Linked DNA regions of Homo sapiens: all the other regions are linked to region 3. Evidence: read pairs that join two places in POLR2A ChIA-PET (ENCODE). Cell type or tissue: HepG2. All regions are shown on one strand. Links, peaks and the distances in the headings refer to the core of each region. The heading gives the core; the rest is flanking DNA.

Region 1 (6,093 bases), core at 556-5,555, 100 kb before region 3:
AGTGCTGGGATTACAGGCTTGAGCCACCATGCCCGGCCCAATATCTGAAACTTTTTGAAAGCCAACATGATGCATACAAAATGATCATTGGATCTGTTGCCTAGGCTGGAGTGCAGTGGCACCATCATAGCTTAGCTCACTGCAGCCTTGGCCTCCTGGGCTCAAGTGATCCTCCTGCCTCAGCCTCCAAAGTAGCTGGGACTACAGGTGCGTGCCACCACACTTGACTCTTTGCAACATTTTGGATTTTAGATTTTCAGATTTGGGATGCTCGACCAGTATAATGCAAATATTCCAAAATCCAAAAACATCAGAAATCCAAAGCACTTCTGGTCACAAGCATTTCAGATAAGGGATACTCAACCTGTATTTATGTTATGTGATGGTGAAGAAGAGAGCCGAGAAAGTGATATCCTCAAGAAATGGCCTTGGGGTCACAATAGATGGTACATTAGGATACGATTCAACATGGTTAAGAAAGGTTAACTAAGGTTATAGGGCAAATTGGAAAATGTTTTCCAAATGTTTGTCTTAACTCTGAAAAATGTTTGGCAAACTCCCCCTCCCCCCTAATTTGGAAGTGGTTTGTTTTAGTCGTTTTGGAAGAAATAAATATTTGCATTAGACCAAACATTTGGGGCAAACAGTTCTCCCCATTTCTGAGGCTCTGTGTGAGTAGGAGGAGATGTTTCATGCCGATAACACTCATCCCTTTTTTGGCCAAATCGAAGGTAACTTTCGATGTGAGCTTCACATGCTTTTCACATAACTGCTAGAATGAGGTTGAGCAAATGGAAAGAAAAGAGGAAGCCAAGCAGCTTGATCCTTCCAGACCTAGGGATGGCTGATGACCTGGCATTTGAAGGATGTAATCGTTAAAGAAAAATTGCCTTTCTGCTCATGGGCAGGGAGGCTGGATCCAATTAAGACAAGGAAAACGTATGTTAACTTGGAGGAAAAATTTCTAAACAGTCAATTCTGTAATCCTCTCTGAAGAGGAAGAGGCCAACATGATGAGGCTTTATGGATGGTGCCAAGCCCTGTGATATATAATAATTAGTAACCACTGGTTATTTTGCCGCACACTTATTCTCCAAACCACTAACCATTGCTTGGGATGGAATGCACCAGGCCTAGATATTTGCCCCAGATGTCTTCCCTTCAGCAGTATCCAATTAGAGGGATTTTTACAAATTAAAGCTTAATTCTCTATAATATATAGCAAAATATAAATTAAGGAAGGAGAAACCCGATTTCCTTGGTTGGTTCCATGGGTTACGGAGGTGAGGGCTAGTCTTCAGGTGCACCTCTTAGTTTATGCTTCAGTGGCTAGTGGTGACTGTTCTATATCATGGTCCTTGGTATTTTTGCTAGTCTTTTTGGTAGCTTAAAAACATTTCAGAGGCGAGGCATGGTGGCTCATGCCTGTAATCCCAGCACTTTGGGAGGCCAAGGTGGGTGGATCACCTGAGGTCAGGAGTTTGAGACCACCCTGGCCAACATGGCAAAACCCCGTCTCTATTAAAAATCCAAGAATTAGCCAGGCATGGTGGCACGCGCCTGTAATCTCGGCTACTTGGGAGGCTGAGACAGGAGAATCGCTTGAACCCGGGAGGCGGAGGTTGTGGTGAGCTGAGATCGCGCCACTGCACTCCAGCCTGGGTGACAGAGGCTCAAAAAAAAAAAAAATTTGCAAAGGTAATACTCACTAAAGAAAGTCCAGGCCAGAAGTGGTGGCTCATGCCTGTAATCCCAGCACTTTGGGAGGCTGAGGCTGGCAGATCACCTGAGGTCAGGAGTTTGAGAAGAGCCTGGCCAACATGGCAAAACCCTGTCTCTACTAAAAATACAAAAAAATTAGCCTGGTGTGATGGCATGCGCCTGTAGTCCCAGCTACTCGGGAGGCTGAAGGGAGAGAATGGCGTGAACCCGGGAGGCGGAGGTTGCAGTGAGCCGAGATCGTGCCACTGCACTCCAGCCTGAGGGACAAAGTAAAACTATATCTCGGAAAAAAAAAAAAGTCCAAAGGACCATGTAAAGCATCTCTCTCTGTCTTCCCATGCACCCCTGCTACCAATCCCACCACTCAGAAATAATTAGCGTCAGCATGTAGGTGAACGTTTTCCCAAATCTCTGTATATGCACATACGAACATCTAGATAGAACTTTACACAAAATGGGTCCCAGTGTACACACTGTTCCGCAGCTGTTTTCAGTCCACAATATGCTGCAGAGCCTTTCCATATCTGTGTTTATAGTTTCCCATGAAATGGATGGGTGTCAGGAAAAATTGTGAAAGACTTTGGAAGCTGAATGCTGTTTCAATGGAATGCTGGGTATGTTCTAGCAGACTCTTAGGGGTTATCCAGTTCTAAAGGGGTCTGTGTTTTTCATTGTCTTTGACTAGTTTTATAATATATTTAACCAAGCCCCTAGAATGAGCCATTTAAATTCTCTAATTTTTAAAGATAATATAAAGGAATATCCTACCCATGATATATTCATCTTTATGCACTTATTTTAAAGACTTCTGTTTTTTTCCTGTGGGAGTATCTGCCTAATAACATCCCCTTTCCTCTTTGGGAAGAATCATAATAATTTGTGAAATAGGCTTCAGTGACCCTAGGGATGTACAATGTAGATTTTCTTATGAGAAAGGAGCATGATACATGTGACATGACATTTCTGAGACCTTTGGGACTTAACATCCCTCACCTCTGAGTAATGAGTCATCTTTTCTATGGTATTCAAAGTTTGAATTAGGGAAATTAAGGTTGAGTTCAGTCAAAGACTTTAGTTGTAGATGACTTTTCAGTTGCCCTTGGATTTTGCATGTGTAAATCAGGCAGGGGGTACACTCAGAAAACAAGCCCACAGCTTCGTAAGGTGTCTTGGATCTCTCACTGTGGATCATCAGCACAACCCTGTGGGCCTGGGAATTGTTTTTGCTGTTGCTGTTAGTATTATTCTAGTTTGAGAAAGAAGGAAAACAAGCTCAGAGAGGTGAAGTGGTTTTCCAAGATCACATACCAAGGAGCCACTTCCCCTTGTTTCCTGTGGTGCCAATCCATTGCTTCGTTTTTCGTGTTTGAGAGCTTTTGCGTTTCATTGTACATTGTACAATTCTAGGGAGCCATTGTTCCCATCCTAAAGCTGGTAGATGTGTAAATGTATCAGGTCGGGGGGCAGAAAGTGTCTTGAGGAAGGGACGCCCCTTCCTAATCCCCTCCAAGTGCTGCCTGTGCTGGTGTCAGTCCTCCTGAGGTCATTTGCCCTGTCTTTGATCTGGCACAGTATCCTCCTCTGTGGAATTCTGTAGCTCTTCCTCTGGTAACTGCTTTCACTAAAGGTTTGCATGGAATTTACCTAGACAAGGGCCCTACGGTTCCCACCTGAGAATAGAAAACGCCCATTAAAAACAGCACCACACAAAACAAATCAGTGGCCCCTCCTCCTGCTCTGCCTCCCTCCGAGATAAGCTTGGCATGAGGGCATAGTCCAGAGCCCCACGGCCTTCAGTAATTTTGTTAACAATTGGAGGAGAATGGCATTTTCTTCTGGGAAACATTTGCAGATGTGTGAGCTAGCTCTACATGGGGAAGGGCTGCCCCTTCACTGCGTGCTGAGGCTACGGGCTCCGTGTCCTGTCAGAGTGTGGGAGGGAGCTCCTCACACTGAAGCCAGCTCCTTCCTTCCGCAAAGAAGGGATCTGAGGGCCAAAAGGGGCCCGCATGGGTGGCCGTGCAGGAGCAGAAAGAGGCTCCAAAGCAGGATGGGTCCCCTGGCCTGGATTTTCCTCCAGGGCAGCTCTGCAACTCTAACACCCATCCCCAGGCTGTGTGTTTCCTAGGGATACGTAATAAAGTGCCACCAACTGGGTGGTTTAGAACAACAGACATCTATTGTCGCACAGTTCTGGAGGCCAGACGTTTGAAATCAAGGTGTGTGCAGGGCCGTGCTCCCTCTGAAGGTACCCGGGGAAGACCCGTTCCAGGCCTCTCTCCTTGGCTTGTTGGTGGCTGTCTTCTCCCTGTGCGTCTTCCTCTTGTGCATCTGTCCCTGTGTCCAGAGTTATCCTTTGTATAAGGACACCAGTGCTATTGGATCATGGCCCACTTGAATGACCTCATGTTAACTTGATTACCTCCATAAAGATCCTATTTCCAAATAAAGTCACATTCTGAGGTACCGGGGGTTAGGACTTCAACATAATCTTCTTTGGAGGACGCAGTGAACCCTGGAACACAGGCCCTGCCTGTACTGAAGCAGCAGCTTTTGGGGATAGCCTGTATTTTTAAAACAGGAGGTTCTGAGGATGAACCAGGCGTGGGAACTGCTGCTCTATAGAACCCTGGAGCTGGTGGGTTTTCTGAGTGCCTTCTGAGATTATCTTGGACATCCAGACTACTCTGACCGGGTCCCCAAATAGGACTCTGCAGGTTCCCTGGCAGTTGGTTTCTGTCTTCTGCTCAAATATTTCTAGAGACGGGGAGCTCATACCTTCTTCTAAGCAGCCTATCCGATTTTAAACCACTGGATTAAAAATATCTATAATAATATATATATATTATATATATCTATATATATTAGATAGGCTTCTTGCCTCACCCACTAAATTGTAGACTTCCTGAGGGCTGACACCAGGGCTTTTTCTTTGTATCTTACTGGAACTAACGAGATGCTAAAAGTAAACCCAAGTCGGCCTGTGGAGACCTGGTATGTCTGGTGCCATGTTAACCCATTAGGTCCTGGTTCTGCTCTTTGGAGGTATCCAGGATAAATGCACCACTCTTTGCCTGAGGGGGCCCTTCTAATATTAGAAGACAACTATGATACCCACTGTAGAACTAAAAGCAGAACCCCAAGTCCGGCACGGTGGCACTCACCTGTAGTCCCAGCTACTCCCAAGCCAGGAAGATCACTTGAGCCAGGAGTTCTGGGCTGCAGTGTGCTATGCACTGCACTCCAGTGAATAGCCACTGCACTCCAATCTGGGCAACAGAGTGAGACCCTGTCTCTTAAAAAACAAACAAACAAACAAACATAGCCAGAACCCTGCCCTCCAGATTCCCAGACTGGGCTCTCATTGTGCATTGCAGCCAAGTAACAGACATAACCAACCTTAGGATAGGATTTATTAGCAGGTGGGAATGATGTTGTTGCTAACATCTGGCAAAGCTCAAGGCTTCATAACTTGCCAGAAGTGAGATCCAGTCACCCACTATTTATTTATTAATTTATTATTTATTTATTTATTTATTTATTTATTTATTTATTGAGACGGAGTGTTGCTCTGTCGCCCAGGCTGGAGTGCAATGGCACGATCTCGGCTCACTGCAACCTTCTGCCTCCCAGGTTCAAGCGGTTCTCTTGCCTCAGCGCCCCGAGTAGCTGGGATTACAGGCGCCCGCCACCATGCCCGGCTAACTTTTGCATTTTTTTTTAGTAGAGATGGGGTTTCACCATGTTGGTCAGGCTGGTCTCGAACTTCTGACCTCAGGTTATCCAACTGCCTTGGCCTTACAAAGTGCTAGGATTACAGGCGTGAGCCACTGCGCCCAGCCTAGTCACCCACTTTTTAATTTTCGAGGTAATATGGTATCTTCTCCTGCTGTGCATTGAGGCAAGATGTTTCCATTCCATTGAAAGCTTGATCAAGGTTCTATGAGAAGTTCAAAGGGAAAAGGAGAGTGTGCCACTCATGTGCTGTGTGGCTCCTCTCCAAGCAAAACCATCCTCAGCTGCATAAATGTGCAGCTTGGCCAGGTGATCCTGGAGTCTCTTCTCACCCTTCAAATCTTGAGAATTTGCAGGTGCATTTTCCACTGATAATTCAACTGTGGGTACTTCAGAATAAAATTTGATGTTAATTTGAAGAGCAGGCATTACACATTAAAACAAAAATTACCCCAAGGGAAGAATGAGAGCCAAGAGGGGTTACATTTGTAGTAGAAATAAACAGGAAAAAAACCCGCCACTGCTAATTGAACTGATTCTCGCAATCCAAGAAAGGCAAATGCATGATTCTAATGTTTTCTTTAGTAGATTACAGAAAGGAAGATTAAATCAAAAGTCAAAAATAAACAGTTTGAT
Region 2 (6,093 bases), core at 675-5,674, 87 kb after region 3:
TGGGCCATCTACCAGCATTTCCAGCTTCCTGTCACAGCCTTGCGTACAGGCTGGAGGGCGGAAGAGGATTGAAAAGAAAACTTGAGAAAGGGACTTCCAGGAGTTTTCTCAAGCAACAGTAGTGAGGGACAGGGGTTGGGCCTCTTCCACTTCCACTTCTGGGAGCAGCAGAGAGAGGAATTCACAAATCAAGCCACATGTGTGCTCATGAGCTGTCTTGGGACAGCTAGCATTTATTGAGCTACTACTGTAGCCTAGAACTTCATATTCCATGTTTTGCTAAGTCCTCATCACAGCCATATAAAATAACAAGAAGTGGAGGCTCACTCAGGATGGGCGCCCAGGGAAATCTCAGGGGCTGCCCAGTTCTGGGCCCCGCACGCAGTTTTATCTGCAGATTCCCAGCGTGCAAACAGATAAAAAGATCTGTGGTTGACAAAGCTGGGGGCTGGACTTCTCTTTTTCCTCCCTTCCGCTTCCCCTTCCCCTTCCCCAGGCTCTGACTTTGAGGAGAACATTTAGGGTTCTGTGGATCCCAGTTTAAGCACCATGGAGCTGAGCTAAACTCCTCATTTCCTAGATAAAGAAACTGAGGCCCCGAGAGGCCCAGCTTGGAAGAGGAGACTGGAATCTTCCTTGTGGGGCTTTCTATAACTCTGTGCTAGAAACAAGGAGAGGAGGCCTCAAAAGGGATGCTTACTGACTTGGTTTTCCTTCTCCCACTGGGGATGGCCGGCAGCTGGGTTTCAATTCCTCTGAGGTGCTTTTTCTTTAAGCCAGTAAGTGTCTAAATGCTGAGACATTCGTAATGTCTGTGCAAAGCAGAGAAGTTGGCTGTTGCCGGAAGTTCTACTAGTTAAGCACTAAGTCATTAACTCTCTGGGTTTTAGTGGAAGAGGTGAGAGAAAATAGCATTAATTTAGCACCTACTGTATGCGACATGCTTTATAGCTTTAGTGCATTCTATCTTCATGACTATCCTATGTAGTAGACACTATTGTCCTTGTTTTACCCAGGCAGTCAGAGTTCTTTAGCTCATAATGGTAAAACAGGGGAATTGAAAACAGGGAGGCTGGGCATGGTGGCTCATGCCTGTAATCTCAACACTTTGGGAGGCCAAGGCAGGAGGATTACTTGAGGCCAGGAGTTTGAGACCTACCTGGGCAACACAGCGAGACCCCCATCTCTACAAAGAAAAGAAAACTTGGGGGGCTGGGTGTGGTGGCTCACGCCTGTAATTCCAGCACTTTGGGAGGCCAAGGCGGGCAAATCAGCTGAGGTCGGGAGTTCAAGACCAGCCTGACCAACATGGAGAAACCCCATCTCTATTAAAAATACGAAATTAACCGGGCGTGGTGGTGGATGCCTGTATTCCCAGCTACTCGGGAGGGTGAAGCAGGAGAATCGCTCGAACCCAGGAGGCAGAGGTTGTGGTGAGCCCAGATTGCATCATTGCACTCCAGCCTAGGCAACAAGAGTGAAACTCCATCTCAAAAAAAAAAAAAAAAAAAAAAATTAATTAGGTGGGTATGGTGGCGCATGCCTGTAGTCCTTGCTACACAGGAAGCTGAGGTGGGAGAATCACCTGAGCTCTGGAGTTCAAGGCTGCAGTGTGAGCTATGATTGCACCACTGCTCTCTATCCTGGGTGACAGAGCAAAACCCTGTCTCAAAAAAAAAAAAAAAAAAAAAAGGCAGAAAACACAGATGCAAACAGATACTAGTGTGCAAATATTTATAGCAGCATTATCACAATGGCCAAAAAATGGCAACAACCAAAGTATCCATCAACGGATGAATGGATAAGCAAAAGTGGTCTATCACTACACTGCAGTGTTCAACCATATAAAGGAATGAAGCGCTAATACATGCCCCAATGTGGATGAACCTTGAAAACATTATGTGAACTGAAAGAAGCCAGACATAAAAGGCCACATATTGTGTGATTCCATTTCTATGAGGTATCTAGAATAGACAAATCCATAGAGGCAGAAAGTAAGTTAGCATCTACCAGGGGGCACGTGGGAGGGAGGGAGTAGGGAGTTGCTGCTTAACAGGTACAGAGTGTCTGTTGGGATGATAAATATTTTTGGAACAAGATAGAGGTGATGGTTGCCATGATGAACGTAATGAATGCCACTGAATTGTACACTTTAAAATGGTTGAAATGGTGAAGTTTATGCTATGTCTATTTTACCACAATGAAAGAAAAAGAGCAAGAAAAGAGTGGAATGTAAGCTGGCCTGTCCGATGCTGGAGCCTGTGATCTTTCTCTTCCTCTGCGTTGTCTTCTTGAAAGTTAACCAAAGACAAAAGTTCCCACTGAATCAGCTTCCCAGGTGTAGCAGGGGGCAAGCAGCAAGGCCGGGGAATGAGCAAGCCCCGGAGGCGGTGTCGGGCTGACGTCCAGAGGCTGTGCATGCCAGCGCCCTCCGGGGCCCAGCCCAGCTCCTGACCCCCAACCTGGGCCTCGGCTTCCACTCTGCGCTGTGTCCTTAGCATCTTCTCACGTCACAGTCTCCTGCGCGGCATATTTCATGACTGTGTAATTGTCCTTCAAATAGACACACCCCACCCCTCACCAACCTTTCCTGGAAAACAAATTGTCTTTGCCCACAGCCTGATTTCATCTTGGCGCCTCCTGACGCCCTTGAGGCTGATGTGCCTTGCTGGAGCTCCTCACAGTGGGCCAGGGCAGGCCCATCTAGGTCCTTTTTCCTTTCTCATGACCATCCAGGTCAGAAAATTGGAGGTTCCTTTGATGCTGGCAGAGCTGGCTCTGCCTCTGACCCTGTCCTTAATGTGTGTGCATAGTGTTTCCTGTCCAGAATGCCTCTCTTTTGGAGTGGCGGCAGACAGAAGACTCAGCCACAGGCTTCCTGAGGGCACCCCCAACTCTGTCCTGGGTGGCAGTGATCCTGGTCCCTGTGGCTTGGCAGGCCCTCCCCATCCGTGGACCTTGGGCAGAGAAGTGGCATCACGTGGCTGAGGTGAGGGGCAGGTTCTCTTGAATTTCCTGGCTCGTAGGAGATTCCTGCCCCCTGCCCCCCAACCCCTTTATTTTGCAGCCCGAAGGGATGAAGTCTTCACTGGAGAAAAATCCAACATGATTTCGGATTGAGGAGGGTGGTGGGTGTTCTGGAAGAAGGAAAGTTGGCGGGCCCTGCCCTCGCCTATCACGCACAAAGAATGAGGGACACTCCCCACCGTTTCCCCACCGTGAACATCCCCAGCACCTCAGGGCCTGGGCTCCATGTGTCAGTGACCTGCATGTGGTTGCATTGGCCTGAGCGGAGCTGGCTGCATGCAAACCACTGGCCAGGAAGAATCCCACTCCTGCTGCTGCTCCTGCAGCTGCGCCGGGTCCCGCGAGCCCCCGCGTGCGCGGCCTGTGTAAACAGTGCGTCATCTCCTGTTGCACACTTTGGGCCTGCGGGTCACGACCAGGGATTATCAAATTGACAGAGCTCAGCTGGCCTCTCACTCCACGTCCGGGCACATTGCATTTTGTTAATTATCGTCTTTTGCTTTTGACGTAAAGGGTCGGGGTCTGGGTCAGGGTCACTGTGTATTTTCCTTTCCTTCTCATTAAAGTTGCCCAGCTCTCAGGGCCCCCAGTTAAATTCTGCCAGCGTTTAAAGATATCTTCCCTCGCTTCCCGACCCCTAAGCGCACTTCTTCCTTATTTCTGTGAAGCCACTGGAATAGCAAAGGAAATGTGGGTCAGGGTCTTTCAAACCCAGTCCATTTTATTTTTCTTGAAGGGCTGCAGCTATTTCTGAAGGGCTGGGTTTTTCTACTTTGTTGGCCCAGAGAACATGACACGCTGGGTCTCAGGCTGACCAGGTCAGCAGGGCACTGTGAAGGGGCTGGAACCACCCCCGACGCTTTGCAGCCCCAAGGCAAGGCTTGCTCCCAGCACTTCCCAGCCACACGGCCCTCACTTGGTTGCTCATAGCCCTGAGCCTGCTGTCTGCCTGTGATCCTCAGTGCAACCCTACCATCTGAAAGGGGTCTAGAAAAGTGTCAGTTCTGCCATTAGGAAAAGTGAATTCATCCAGAGCTCTAGTCTTGGAAGAGTTCCTAGCGCACAAATGGCATGAGCTGGAGGATAGAAGGGTCCTCCCTATTGCCTGGCTAAACCCCCTTTACCCTTTGGGCCATGATCAAACCTCTCCACAGCCGTGGAGCCACCTGTGTCTAAAGAGGCCACCTCTGTGAGCGCTCTCTCCTAGGTGCTGAGGGGCTGTGACCTGCACTCTACAGCCTGCAGTCCTTGCTGACCTTGAACTCCTGCCATTGGCCAACAGAGTTGGTCTCTGGGGTCCTTAGGGTGGACCTCATGGCCTGGGCACAGAATGGGCACTCAGGGAACCCGTATGGCTGATGGACCCCAGCTGAAGAAGCTTTCCGACTGGTCACTGGAGCAGTGGCCCCACCTCCACCTCTGCTCACAAAGACAGCTCCCATGCCTTGAAGTCTCTTCCTGGCCTGGTGGAAAACCCAGCTACCCTCATGGTCACCACCAAAGAGGTACAAGAGATCCTCAGCCAAAGAATTAAGGAGGTTGCAAGAGTGGTGGTGTGTGTCTGCACCATGATGGAGTCACAGGCCTTTCGTGGATGCTGGTTACTTCTGAACACTGTGTCATGGTGTCACTCCCACTTTCTCCTCCGCCAGACACACAAGACTCCAGAGAGCCCAGAGACCCCTTAGACTCTAGGTCTTTGGACTGTTCACCAAGGAAAGATAAAAATGGCAGACTGGATGCCATCTTCCTAAAGGCATCATGGCCTCTGGAAGGGCCCTGGAGAGGCCCCTTTGAGAGTTGGAGACAAGGGAAGATCCAGAGTTTCTTTGAGGGGGGACTGAAGCTTAAATAACTTGCTGAGCATGCTTTTTAAGAAAAAGAATAGGAGGTTAGGTACAAAAGTGAATATTGAGAAGGAGAAAAGAAATCACAACAAATTACTGAGGGCTTGGAGATTCATATCCTTTTCATCTGTGACCTCAATTTCCCGGAAGTGCTTCTGTAGAAATGCTCTGTCTCCCAAGATAGAGCATTCTGTAGCTCCCAGGACTACAAATAAAGGACTACTCCGTCTCAATTAACAAACAAACAAACAAAACCCTAAAGCTTCGGCCTCCTCAGCTTCATTGCAGATCTGCTTCTTTTTTTTTTTTTTTTTTTTTTTTTTGAGATAGAGTCTTGCTCTGTCGCCCAGTCTGGGGTCCAGTGGTGCGATCTCGGCTCACAGCAACCTCCACCTCCTGGAGTCAAGCAATCCTCTCGCCTCAGCCTCCTGCATAGCTGGGACTATAGGCATACACCACCACGCCTGGCTAATTTTTGTATTTTTAGTAGAGACGGGGTTTCATCATGTTGGCCAGGCTGGTCTCGAACTCCTGACCTCAGGTGATCCACCTCCCTCGGCCTCCCAAAGTGCTGGGATTCCAGGCGTGAGCCACTGCGCCCGGCCTCAGATCCGCTTCTGATTGGAGGCTGTGCCCACCTTCATGGGAAACGGTGAGCATCACCTTCCTTTGAACTCAAAAGAGGCACAGTGAGAGCCTTCCAGCCTCGATCACAAGGACCTCTACCCACAGGCTGCCGGTCCGGTGTGTCTCTGCCTGGCAGGGCTGTGCCTGGCACGGTGCCCGGGCCGTGCAGTCCATCGCCTGGGCTGACCACGAGGACACCCCGGTGAAGAGCTGGGCGTGCTTGGGCCGAGGGCTGCTGGATGTTGGCATCAGGCCCAGGGTGGAGGGAGGGACAGGCCACGAGCCCGCACAGCTCGTGAGCGTGTGGCCGGACTGATTTATTTTTCTCCCCAGTGACCCCGAAAACCAAACCCTGCCTTCTTTCCTTTGGTCTGTTCTTGTCTGGGGCTTGTGGATCACGTCTCCTGCCTGGCCATGGACAGAGAAAGGAACCACTCCAGACGGACGTGAGGGTGTGTGGCAGTGGCTTTTCCACATGGCCCTGAAGGTTTTGATTAAAAAGGTGGAAGAATGGTGCTTTTTCTTCCTGTCAGCCAGGCCTTAAATCAACCCTCAAGTGAGGAAATGCTCTCTGCGCCTGCTGCTCAGCAAA
Region 3 (6,093 bases), core at 319-5,318:
CTATCAGCACAGGGGAGACTGATGACGGGCAAGGAAACAAATAAGTGGGAAGATTTCAGGTGGTGATGAGAGCTGTGGGCTGGGTCTGGGAGTCCAGCAGTCACTTGGCACGTAGAGGTTGAATGAGTCCATGAAAATGTGCTGCATGCGTTGAGAGAATGGATCTGTAAGCTGATGTGCAGTTCAACACAGAGACAGACAGACTGACCGACCAGTGCTTCCTACACACTTCCATGGCACGTGGAGAATGGGCCTGCTTCACAACCGAGCTCAGAGGAGACCTCCAGGAAGGTAGAATTCAGGCTAAGACTGGAAGTGTGGGTGAGAAACATTCGGAAAGGTAGGAAGAAGGTGCTCCTGGCAGAATGAACAGTGAGTGTAAAGGCCCTGAGAGCAGAGGCAGGGAGGGAAATAAAGCTTAGGAAGACAGTCACCGAGGCCCTGAATGGGACCAAGGAGAACGGGCTGAGCCTATGGGTGGTCAGGCCTGGGAACTGGCCATTCCTGCTGCTGGGACCTGAGCACGGGGGAGGTGGGAGGTGATGGCCCCAGCCCCTTGTAGGCCTAACACCCCTCCCCAGCAGTGAGGTGGGCCTAGGGCAGCGGGGGCCGTAGGGCCAGGTCACAGGAGGAATTTTTACAGTGGCATGGCTGGGCCCTGCCCCCTCTCAGGATACAGAGAAACAATCAAGTCCTATGAAATAATAAACAGTGCCAATACTTCAGTTATCAAATATGCAGCTTCACAACCCCGCAGCAGCTTGAGAGCCAAACATTTGTCTAGACGTGGTGCCTTCTCTGAGGCAGGTTTTGTTTGTTGTTAAGAAGTGAAACCTTCTCCCAGCCCATCTGAGTCAGGAAGGTTGGGTTTATTTCATGGCACTTTTAGAGGAACTGGAAGCCAGATATGGGGTGAGAGGCCATTCTGGGGTCTGCTGTCATTTAGGGGGATCCCCTGCTGAGAACATCCTCGTATTAGCTTCCTGTTGCTGCTGTAACAGATTGCCACAAGCTAAGTGGATTAAAACACCACACATTTAGTATCTTACCGTTCTGGAGATCGGAAGTCTGACGCACTCTCAGTGAGTTAAAGTCAAGGCATCAGCAGGGCTGTGTTCCCTCTGGGGGCTCCGGGGAGAATCCTTCCTGGCCTGCATGCCTTGGCTCGTGGCCCCTTCCCATCTTCCAAGCCAGCCAATGGCTGGTGAGTCTTCGTCACATTGCATCACTCTGACACTGGTTGCTCTTTCTCCCTCTTCCACATTTTAGGACCCTGTTGGTGACAGTGGGCCCACCTGGATAATCCAGGATTATGTCCCTATCATTATCCATAATCTCATCCACAAACTTAATGCTCATTTGTCATGGAACCTAACGTATTCACAGGTTCTAGGGATTAGGGCATCCCTGAGGGCGTTATCCTGCCCACCACAGTCCCCCTGCCCTATTCTGGAAGCTGAGGAAATAGGGTTGAGGAGGAAAGTGAGCCCAGGCCGTAGCTGGAGAGTCTGCACCCTCGGCTTGGGGCTGCCTCCAAGTGGCTTACCTTTCCCACCGCCTCCAACCCCACCACAGCTGCCCCATCACTAACAGATCTCCCCCAACCCCTGTTCTTTTCCTAAATGTTGGTAAAATGGTCATTAAGTAAAGCAGCATTTTTTCCACATCCCTACCCTTGACTTACTTTTTCTTTTGAGATGGGGTCTTGCTCTGCACCCAGGCTAGAGTGCAGTGGCATGATCATAGCTCACTGCAGCCTTGAACTTCTGGGCCCAAGCAATCCTCCTGTGCGCCACCACGCCCAGCTACTTATTTTATTTTTATTTTTAATAGAGACGGAGTCTTGCTATGTTGCCTAAGCTGGTCTAAACTCCTGGGCTCAAGCAATCCCCCCATCTTGGCCTCCCAAAGTGCTGGGATTACAGGCATGAGCCACCACATCTTGTCCCAACCCTTGACATTTTAGAGCCAACCATGCTTTGTTCCAGGGGTCTGTCCTGTGCACAGCGCAATATTTAACCACATCCTTGGCCTGCACCCACTAGCTGCCAGTAGCACCTCTCCACCCAGTGGTGACAATTAAAAATGTCTCCAGACATTGCCAAATGTTCCCTGGGAGGCCGTCGCTGGGGTTGGGAACCACTGAGGTAACGCGTTGGATGTGTCTGTCTTCCCTGCTAGCGACACTGTGTCCGGCACCTGCAGAGGGCCTGCCGCTTAGTATGTGCTCAACACATATTGGTTGAACGAATCAGTGAACCTATGTTAACTTTCTTAATGAATAAATCTATAAGTGTGCATGTATAAAATAGACTCCTGGGTTCCATAGACTGGCTGCCTGAGAGTCACCTGGGGATCCTTTTAAGAAGTCACATTCCTGGGGTCCAATCACAGAGGATTGGGGTACAGCCTAGCAATCTGTATTGTCAAGAGTGCTTCATCAGTTCCCCCAAAACTTAAACATATATACCATATAATCCAGCAATTTCCCTCCTGAGTATATACCCAAAAGAATGGAAAGCAGGGACTTGAACAGATACTTGTTTGCAAATATCCATAGCAGCGTTATACGTAATAGCTAAAAGGTAGAAACAGCCCATGTGTCTATCCACAAATGAATGATAAACAAAAAGTTGTATACCCATACAACAGAATATTATTCAGCCTTCAAAACAAATGAAGTTCTGACACATGCTCCAACATGGGCGAAGCTCGAGGACATTACGCTAAGTGAAAGAACAGACACAAAAGAACATGTATGATTCCCTTATACGAGGTATCTAGAGTAGTCACAATCACAGACATGGAGTGTAGGAGAGAGGTTGCCGGGAGCTAGGAGGAAGGAGGGAATGGGAGTTAATGTTTAATGGGTTCAGAGTTTCAGTTTGGGATGATGAAAGAGTCCTGGAGATGGAAGGTGGTGATGGTTCCACAGCAATGGGAACGTCCTTAATGCAGCTGACTCGTTCACCTAAATAATGGTTAAACTGGTACATTTTATGTTATGCATATTTTGCCATATGCAAAAAATGGTGCTTCATGCCTGCCAGGTCTGAGAATCAGTAGTGTGCGAGAGGAATGGGGAGCAGGGGATGGACCCGTCGAGTTCTAACGACCCTCCCAGGCCTTGCAGCTGCTGGGATGGGGACATCAGACTCTGCTGAGCTAGGGTTTAGGCTGATTTCTTGAGAGGGTGGCCCTATCTGGGCGTGCACAGAAGAACCTCTAGGCTGCCTGAATGAGGGCTGCGGCTAGATGAGGATTGGCTTGTCTGGAGGCCACATGTGCTGTCCCCCGGGCAGCTGCTGCCCAGCTCCGGCTGATTCTTGCCATGTGGGGTGCCTGGCTGTGGGAGAGACGTCCAAGGTCTGGATTTCGATGTGAAATCTCCTCATTTTTATTTATTTCAATAGTTTTGGGGGAACAGGTGGTGTTTGGTTGCATGGAATGTTCTTTAGTGGTGATTTCTGAGATTTTGGTGCACACGTCATCTGAGCGAGGTACACTGTAGCTAGTGTGTAGTCTTTTATCCCTCACCTCCCTCCTCCCCTTCCCCCAAGTCCCCTGAGTCCATTATATCATTCTTGTGCCTTTGTGTCCTCATCTGAGCTCCTGGGAATCTCCTAATTTTTCAATGTTGGCAACTGGTTCAGTGAACAAGCAAGCAGACAAACAAGCCACCTAAGGGTCACACTGGTGACCCTGCGGGCCTCCGGTCTGGCTTGCAGCTTTTCTGGGAGCTCACAGGCTGGGTCCCCAGCTAGATCCTTGCTCCTGCTCCCGTCATGGCTGCCGCGTCACTCCTGAAGTCTGACACCAGCTTTCTCTTTGATCCTCTGAGAATTTCTCTTGTATTCAGGGCACCCAAAATGGTGGTTTACAGAGAGAATAGCAAGAGCCAGGGCCCAGGGTCTGGATTCTGCTCAGGCTGGGGTCTTGGCTCTGCCAATTATGAGCCACGGGGCCACAGGTGACTTGCTACCTTTCCCCCATGCCTTGATTTCCTCATCTGTCAACTGGGTATATCATAGTTCCTGCCGGCCAGGTGCAGTGGCTCATGCCTGTAATCCCAGCACTTTGGGAGGCCAAGGCAGGCGGATCACTTGAGGTCAGGAGTTTGAGACCGGCCTGGCCAACATGGTGAAACCCTGTCTCTACTGAAAATATGAAAAATTAGCCGGGTGCGGTGGTGCACATCTGTATTCCCAGCTACTCGGGAGGCTGAGGCAGGAGGATCGCTTGAACCCGGGAGAGGCAGAGGTTGCAGTGAACCGAGATCGTGCCATTGCACTCCATCCTGGGTGACAGAGTGAGACTCTGTCTCAAAAAAAGAAAAAAAAAAGTTCCTGCCTTGTAGAGTAAGGGTGAAGCCTGCAGGTGAGGGGCTTGGCCCCGGGCAGGGCCAGTGCATGGCTGAGCAGTATGCGCGTGTATGTTTATATGTACATGAAATGTGTGTGCACTTGTGTGTGTGGCCCCCGTTGGCAGAAAGAGTGAGCGTGGCATGGGTGATTTCTTCCTCAAAGAGTCATTCTGAGGATTAAACAAGATAATGTACAGGTGGAGCCTCACCACGGCAGGTGCCGCCTCACCACGGCAGGTGCCCAATACGCATTCCTTCTGTCCCTCGGAGTGTGAGGCCTTGGCCGTCTGTGGAGATTTGAGAGGAGGACACTGGGCTAGTTGGAGAGGAGGGAGTTGGGTTGAAGATGCAATGAGAGGAGAGGAGAGAGACTCCTCCCCATCAGCACTCTCTCCTGCTTCCTGGAGCAGGAGCAGAGTTCTGGTCCCATTCTCAGAGGCAGGTGCACTGGCTAATCAGGGCTATGACCTTGCTTTCCAGGATAGCTTGGATGACAGTTAAGAATCCCCAGTTCTGTGCCTACTTTTAAACACATGCTACCTTGTTTTCCCTCCTTTCAGCTTTGGGAGGAAGGCCTTACTGTCTCCACTTCATGGATGAGGACTCAGAGAGGGCGGGTGCTTGTCCAGGCTTGCCTAGGCAGCAGGGGATGGCCACAGGGCCAGAGCAAGGTGGAGGACAGGTTGGGCTGGCTGGGAGAGGGCTGGAGCTGAGTGCCACTGGGCTCCCCTGGGTTGCTGGTGTGCAGAAGGGGCCTTGTCCTGCCCAGCTGGTTCCTGGGAGGGTGACAGAGTGGAGGGGCTGCATACCCACCCGGAGCAAGCAGACGAGCTACATAAAATCCTGATAACCAAGGGGCACAAAGGGCTCCATGACCTGTGGTGAGTCATGGACAGATGGTGGCTAAGCGCCACTGTAAGGGTGGAGAGTGGGTGACGGCACCTTGGTCCCCAGGAGCCCTCTGGCCACATGGCACAGCAGTGCCTTCAGGTCCAAGGCCCAGATGCTGGTGGGCTCAGGGACACTGAGGCCCAGAGCTTCACCCCATCGCTGTTTGCGCCTGTGCACCCTGACACCTGTCCATCATCCCTTGGACCAGGAGTGCAAGGATGACGGGAACACCTGTGTGCGCCTCATGTGGTTCTGCACGTTACACGTGACTGTTCATTACATGTGTTCATTACTAGTGCACATTCATTGTGCGTGTGCATGTTCATCATGTCCACGTGCTCAGTACTCGTGTGCACTGGGGAGGATGTGAGGCAGGGCGGGCCCCTCAGGAGTCCCTCCTTCCTTCCAGCCTCGGAGACTCTGGGGTTTGTGAGGAGCAAGAAGAAGGCGGTACTTGACAAGTGGAAACTGAAGTTCTTGTCCCCCAACATCTAGCCTCCAGCTGGGGAAGGAGACTCTCCACAGAAAGCAAGAGGACAAAACGAGGGCCATGAGGGGCCATGGGCACCTGCCTGTGCCTCTGCCCCACAGGGATGCCCCAAGCTAAAGGGGATGTTCAGACGTGGCAGGCCTGGCCCCTGCTGTGGGAAGGCTGTGGTCTAGTCTAGGGGAACAGCCGTGGGGGATGCCTGGTGTGGGTGGGGTGCAGGGGAGCCCTAGGCCTCACTGCTAGGGGGCCGGGGTCAGGCAGGACTGTGCGGGATACTGGGGCTCACAGCCCACCTGGGAGGAAGAGTGTGTGTGTTTGTGTGTGTCTTGGGCTGGGGGTGTGTCACTGG
Region 4 (6,093 bases), core at 573-5,572, 51 kb before region 3:
TGGCCCTGTCTCCAGGCCTTGATCTCAAGGTGGGATTCATCCATCATCCACCACGGCCCAGGAGCCAGCTGTCCTCACTTCTGGGGTGACTTGTGAGTAGATAACAAAGGGGGTGCCCTCACCCTGCAGCGGAGTCCCCATGGGCCTTGGGGCCCAGAGGGAGATGGTATCTGTTTCCCATGGGCTTCCTGTCACAGGCAGATGACATCTGCTCTCTGCTCAGGGTAGATTTGGGGGCCTCTGCCACTGGCTGACTGGAACTCTCTTACCTCATTCTAGACTCTTCCAGGCAGCTTTCTGTTTGTTCTCTAACAGAAACATAGAAACAAACCAGCATCTTTTCTAAACAAAGAGGGACTTTTCACAGGAAGTTTGATGACCTGACGCGTTCCCCCTGCTTGTTGAAGCACGAGCCTCTTCTCTGACAGTTAGGGTGACTTGCTGGAGAACAAACAATAGACAATAGTTGTGGCCTACTTCCCGTGAGAAGCAAGAATGGTACAGGTGGATGTTGGGAGCCCCCAAACCCATGGAAGGGGTTTCCTGAGGACGTCCTATAGTCCCTGAACATGCAGCCGAGGGTTCCTGGGGTAGCAGCACCCGTGTGGTTAGCCCTGTAATGGGCTCACATTATGAGGCTTCCGTGGGTAGGCCCTGTTCAGAGAGCTTTGCGTGCTCTCATCCTGGGGAGTCAGGGTTAGGTTTAGGGTCAAGACTGATATAATGGCCAGGCACAGTGGTTCACGCCTGTAATCTTAGCACTTTGGGAGGCCAAAGCGGGTGGATCACCTGAGGTCAGGAGTTTGAGACCAGCCTGGCCAACATGGTAAAACCCTGTCTCTACTAAAAATACAAAAAAATTAGCCGGGCATGGTGGTGTGCTCCTGTAATCCCAGCTACTTGGGAGGCTGAGGCAGGAGAATTGCTTGAACCCAGAAGGCGGAGGTTGCAGTGAGCTGAGATCGCACCACTGCACTCCAGCCTGCAAGATGGAGTGAGACTCCATCTTAAAAAAAAAAAAAAAAAAAAAAAGTTGCTGAGTTGGCTCTCCAAGCCTCTTTCTCAGAGCCACCTTGGAGGGGGCCAGCCAGCTCCAAAGCCTGGGGTGTTGGCCTTTGGGAGGGAGGGGGCCTTGTGCCAGTCCCCCACACTTTGTCTGCTCCTCCAGCCTCCTTGGAGTACCTTGAATGTACCTTCCTATTGCTGTTCCCTCTGCCCAGAGTCCCGTGCTCTCCTCTCCACATTCCTTCACTGCTCATTGGCATTCAGGGTTGGGCATAAATATTACCTTCTTGGGGGCCTGTTATTTGCATCCTAACTAGCAGGGCTCCTTTGCAGCCCACTGCCAGCCCTGCCATTCTTCATCACAGTCCTCTGTTCATCTCTTTGCCACTTGTCACCAAAATGTGTAATTGTACCTTCATTGATGTCCAGTCAGCCTTCTGTATCTGCAACTTTCACATCTGTGGATACAACTGACCGCAGATTGAAAATACTCAGAAATAAAAGGATGCTTGGGTCTGTACTGAACATGTACAAACATTTTCCTTGTCATTATTCCCTAAACAATACGTTATAGCAACTGTATACACATAGCACTTACATTGTATTAGGTATTAGAAGTAATCTAGAGATGATGTAAAGTGTATAGGAGGATATGCATGGGCTTTATACAAATACTACACCATTTTATATCAGGGACTTGAGCATCCATGGACTTTGCCATCTGAGGGGGGCACCAGAACCAATCCCCTAAGAAACCAGGGGACAATTGTTCACCTCCATGACAGGCCCATAAGCTGCTCTGTGCAGGTGCAGGTCTGTCATGCGGCCCACAGCCCTCTCTGCAGAAGACCCTCAAATGCTGGGGGAATGCACAAATTAGCTGGGGGGCAGTCTCTAGGAGATTTTCAGCAGTTTCTCCTGAGAGGTGTGAAGCTGAGAGTTAAGTAGGGTTTTGTAGGTGTAACAATAGGCATTTTCCTTCCAGCAGCTCAAACTGCAGTGTGCTTGGCACGTTAGTGCAAAGGAAAAAAACTCACTTCATTCTTAAGAAAGCTCTGGAAATTTCATCTGTGTTTGAGTGAGTTGGCATGCTGGGCCCCTGGCGGAACACAAATGTGGAATTTGAACTCTACCCTACCTCAGAGAGCAAGGCTGAAGCGATAGGATGAAATGCATTTAAATGTCATGAGTGTTATTATTAGTCGTAATCTTATCTTTGTTAATAATAATAACAGGACCCGCCTAGAAGTGACTGAATAGCAGACCGGGCTTTCGTAAGTAAGCTCACACTGTCAGATAGCACCAGGACCTGGGGTGGCGCCGGCGCCGTTAGGGAGGGAGTGTTCACCGGAAACCTGCCCGGGCCACACGTGTACAGCCACATCCTCCACGCCCTTTGGGCGCTGGTCATTCAGAGAGGCCCTCTCAGACACGCCTGGCCTCTTTAGAGGCTCTCTCATCCCCTCGAGCTGCCAACACAATCAAGGGTCTGCAGGTTTGGGAACTCCAAGGCAGTTTCTCTTTACCAAGTTCTCTGCATAGCCTTTTGCCTTCTATTGTTTGCTGTCCCAGAGACTGGCTGAAACAATGTGTTTCCTACAGATTTTGTTTGCCTGCATTGACTTCTTTGTTTAGCTCTAGTAAACAGACATTTAGCATATACAGATCTGCACACTTGACAAAGAGGAATTTGGAGCCCTGGACGGGGTGGCTGCACTGAGTCACCAGCTCCTTGAACCTGAAGACCTTGGATGGTCCGGAGCTCGTAAATGACTCACCCCATCAGTGCTGGGCTGGTGTGTGCGGGGTTTTGTCGCCACCTTTGGCAATGGAAGAGGGGAACGTGGGGCCTTTGACTCGTCAGGGAAAAACAGGTGTGTGAGCACTAGGTTGGTGACGAGGTTTAGCAGCAGGTGGACTCTGGAGCGTGACTCTGGAGTTGCCAGTCCCAGCTCCAGCACTTTGATTAGCTGTGTGACGTTGGGGAAGTTGCTTGCCTAATATGTGTGTGTTTCCTCATCTGTGAAGACAGCACTAACCTCGTAGGTACTCGGGAGGCTGAAGGAGTTCATCTGTGGAAATCATTTGGCATGATGCCTACTCTTATTCCTTGTCTGTGGGGCCCTGTTTTGTGGGCTTGCCACAGTCTCATGACTCTGCTGGGAAGAGCCTTCCTGCGGGCCCCCTTGAGCTAGGAATAGAACCTGGATTTCTGGCCCTGTAGGCTGACGCGGCCCTCCTAGATGTAGTGGTGATGCCCCGTTCAGCAGAGATGGTTCCAAATGTTCTGAACTTCTGCCTTGTATGGGACCCTGTGCCGGCTGAATCGCATGGTAGCTCAGGGCATAGATGCTAAATGGGACGGTCCTGGGTTTGCACCCTGGCCTCTGCTCTCACCAGCTGTGTGAGCTTGGATGTGTTACTTGTTACTCAGAGCTTTTCTCATGTGTAAAGCTGAGTGCATGAGGCCGGGCGTGGTGGCTCACGCCTGTAATCCCAGCACTTTAGGAGGCTGAGGTGGGCGGATCACCTGAGGTCAGGAGTTCAAGACCAGACTGGCCAACATGGTGAAACCCTGTCTCTACAAAAATACAAAAATTAGCCAGGCATGATGGCGGGTGACTATAATCCCAGCTACTCAGGAGGCTGAGGTAGGAGAATCACCTAAACCTGGGAGGCGGAGGTTGCAGTGAGCCGAGATCATGCAGTTGCACTCCAGCCTGGATGACAGAGCAAGATTCTATCTCAAAAAAAAAAAAAAAAAAGAAAGAAAGAAAGAAACAAGAAACTGAGTGGATGAGATCTCTATTTCATGGGGTCGTTGCGAGCATTAAGTGTGCTAGTGTTTGTGAAGAGCTTGGGCGGGGCCTAGCACAGAGCCCTGCATAGTAGAGGTTTTGCCCTGACCCATGAGCTGAGCATTGGAAATACCACAGAATCTGGAGTGGGGAGCAGAGGAGGTGTCATGGTCCTTAAGGCCTGACCTGTCAGATATTCACAGTTGTCTGTGTCACTTGTTCTCGCATTGATAGACCTGGAGGGACAGGGAGGCCAGCCCGTTGTGGAGGGGACTCCGCAGGCTGAGGGTTGATTCTGGCTCTGAGCAGGCTTCAAGCAGAAGCTGGCTAGCCCCTTGGCAGGGAGGTGGCAGTCCCTCTCTGACGCCTTCCAAGTCCTCCCCAGTCCTTCTAGGATTCTTTTACGGAACCAAAGATAATAGTCCCCTTTGATACCACATACAAGCCAGTCGTATTCCATGCCTCGGAATATGAACAAAACCAGACCGGCGATGGCTTAAGCCTCATTGAGAGGCCCATTTGGATAGCAGGAGATTACATGGGGTCATGAGTAGACAGAATGTGGATTTCCAGAAGGTGCCTCGGCAGCTCCACTGTAGGCATAAAGCAGGTGATTTTGAGATGTGTCCACTGGCACCTGTTCTGAGGCTGGTGGTGTCGGGGGTTGTGGTCATCACAGGTTGCATTAAAAGGGGGCTTTGATGGGGTCTTTTCCAGATGGAGCTGCTTTGTGGGATTCTGCTGCCCTGCCTTGGGATAGCAGGTCAGCAGAGGGTGAGCTCAGGAGCTGCAGGCTACGTGTGACGTTTAAAACATATTCTACATAAACTCATCCATGATCTATTCATGGTGTAATGGATGTCTGGGGCAGGGTGCTAGCTTCAGACGCTCCAGCCCAGGCTTTCTCAAGCCCTCCCAAGGTGCTGAGACATTTGGCACCCTCAGGCCACAAGTGTGGATGGGCCGCGGCTTTGACCCACAGGGGAACTCATCTCCCCAAGCTTTGTCCCCATGGGTCACCTACTTTGCAACCCTAGTTTCGTGATTTGGTTAATGGTGTTTAAGTGGCTGAGCCATGTATCTGGGGTTTTTCAGTGCCGTCACTATTATTTCTTGTTGAGATTTTTGCACAGTCTCCTTCCCTCAATCCTATGTGTTCTTTTTTTTGATGGAGTCTCGCTCTGTCACCAAGGCTGGAGTGCAGTGGTGCAGTCTCAGCTCACTGCAACCTCCATCTCCTGGGTTCAAATGATTCTCCTGCCTCAGCCTCCCAAGTAGCTGGGACTACAGGCACATGCCACCACACCTGGCTAATTTTTGTATTTTTAGTAGAGACAGGGTTTCACCATGTTGGCCAGGCTGATCTCAAACTCTGGACTTCAGTGCTCGGATTATAGGCGTCAACTACCGCGCCTGGCCTATGTATTCTTTTAAACTTCAGCTCATTAGAGCTGGGTTTGTGTCATAAGTGAGAGAGCCCTGAGGTGCTTGGTTTGAAGCAAAGCTTGGTTAGCCATCAGCATCTGATTGGAGACTGGTCCCAACCCACCCATGCCGCTGAGGAGGGGACATGGGTGCTGGCCAGCACCGAGATTAGAACACTGACCCGGTGACATGGGAGACTGTGGTTTCCCTCATGGTACAGAAACATAAACCATACTTGTTTTTGAGATGTCTGACCCTGACAAGACTGGGAAATAGAGCTAGCGACTGATAAGTGTTCAGGGGTGGGGCTGCATGTGGGCATTGTAGGAAAAGCGCACTGGCGAGAGGCGTACAGAGGGATCCCAGGCGTTAGCTTCCATTCCCAGCTTCTGTAGGGCACTTACCTGTGCTTCCTTCAGAAGGTGACCAACCAGTGAACTCTGCATGTTACCTTGGCCTTGTATAGGGTGGCTGGGTCGTCAGAAACCTGGGAGGCTCTGGACAGTTGACTTTACTTGGCTGTTCTTTGGTGTTTGTTCCATTCAGTGATGCTGCTGTGCCTCTTGAGGTGCAGGTGCAGGCTGGGTATTTCTCCCTCTAGACTGTTGCCCACAGCTGGAGGCAAAGGGAGTCCATTCATTTTTGCCTGTTGAATGAAGTTAGAGTTTTCGGTTTCTCTGTCCCCTTAGCTGAGGGGCTTTCACATCCTTTAAGAGAGCTGGCGCCCTCTGGGTGGAACACTGATCGGGAAGTCAGCACCCAGGGGTTCCAGCCTTGGTTCCACCTCTCACTGGGTGGCCTGGGGCACTTGTGGCCTGTAAGTACCTATTGTTATGAGAGAGTTGCTGTGCAAACAAAGACCCTT

What was found. Peaks named below come from ENCODE experiments on the same cell type or tissue, not always from the same donor. Only the 100,000 strongest peaks of a DNase experiment are listed, where the experiment ranks them.
Region 1: POLR2A ChIA-PET joins it to region 3 with 10 read pairs; 3 of 35 experiments call an interaction of 5 or more read pairs at or near these places.
Region 2: POLR2A ChIA-PET joins it to region 3 with 11 read pairs; 8 of 35 experiments call an interaction of 5 or more read pairs at or near these places.
Region 4: POLR2A ChIA-PET joins it to region 3 with 60 read pairs; 7 of 35 experiments call an interaction of 5 or more read pairs at or near these places.

Annotation. Positions count from the first base shown.
Region 1 is chr10:119,219,150-119,225,242 of GRCh38, forward strand. The region is part of intron 1 of GRK5 (G protein-coupled receptor kinase 5); the gene reads left to right. Among named protein-coding and RNA genes, the nearest start is that of GRK5-IT1, 14 kb to the left of the region's middle. RefSeq lists an enhancer at 3,224-3,735. In HepG2, for the core only: no CTCF peak of the experiment used is centred there; DNase peaks (open chromatin) are centred at 2,294 and 3,472; H3K4me3 peaks cover 858 bases.
Region 2 is chr10:119,406,672-119,412,764 of GRCh38, forward strand. All of the region lies in intron 4 of GRK5 (G protein-coupled receptor kinase 5), which reads left to right. Among named protein-coding and RNA genes, the nearest start is that of MIR4681, 32 kb to the left of the region's middle. In HepG2, for the core only: no CTCF peak of the experiment used is centred there; DNase peaks (open chromatin) are centred at 1,600, 2,700 and 3,430.
Region 3 is chr10:119,320,306-119,326,398 of GRCh38, forward strand. All of the region lies in intron 1 of GRK5 (G protein-coupled receptor kinase 5), which reads left to right. Among named protein-coding and RNA genes, the nearest start is that of GRK5-AS1, 16 kb to the right of the region's middle. In HepG2, for the core only: a CTCF peak has its summit at 2,029; a DNase peak (open chromatin) is centred at 2,856; H3K4me3 peaks cover 1,014 bases.
Region 4 is chr10:119,268,824-119,274,916 of GRCh38, forward strand. All of the region lies in intron 1 of GRK5 (G protein-coupled receptor kinase 5), which reads left to right. Among named protein-coding and RNA genes, the nearest start is that of GRK5-IT1, 63 kb to the left of the region's middle. RefSeq lists enhancers at 1-126, 257-506. In HepG2, for the core only: a CTCF peak has its summit at 2,832; DNase peaks (open chromatin) are centred at 2,328 and 2,798; H3K4me3 peaks cover 671 bases.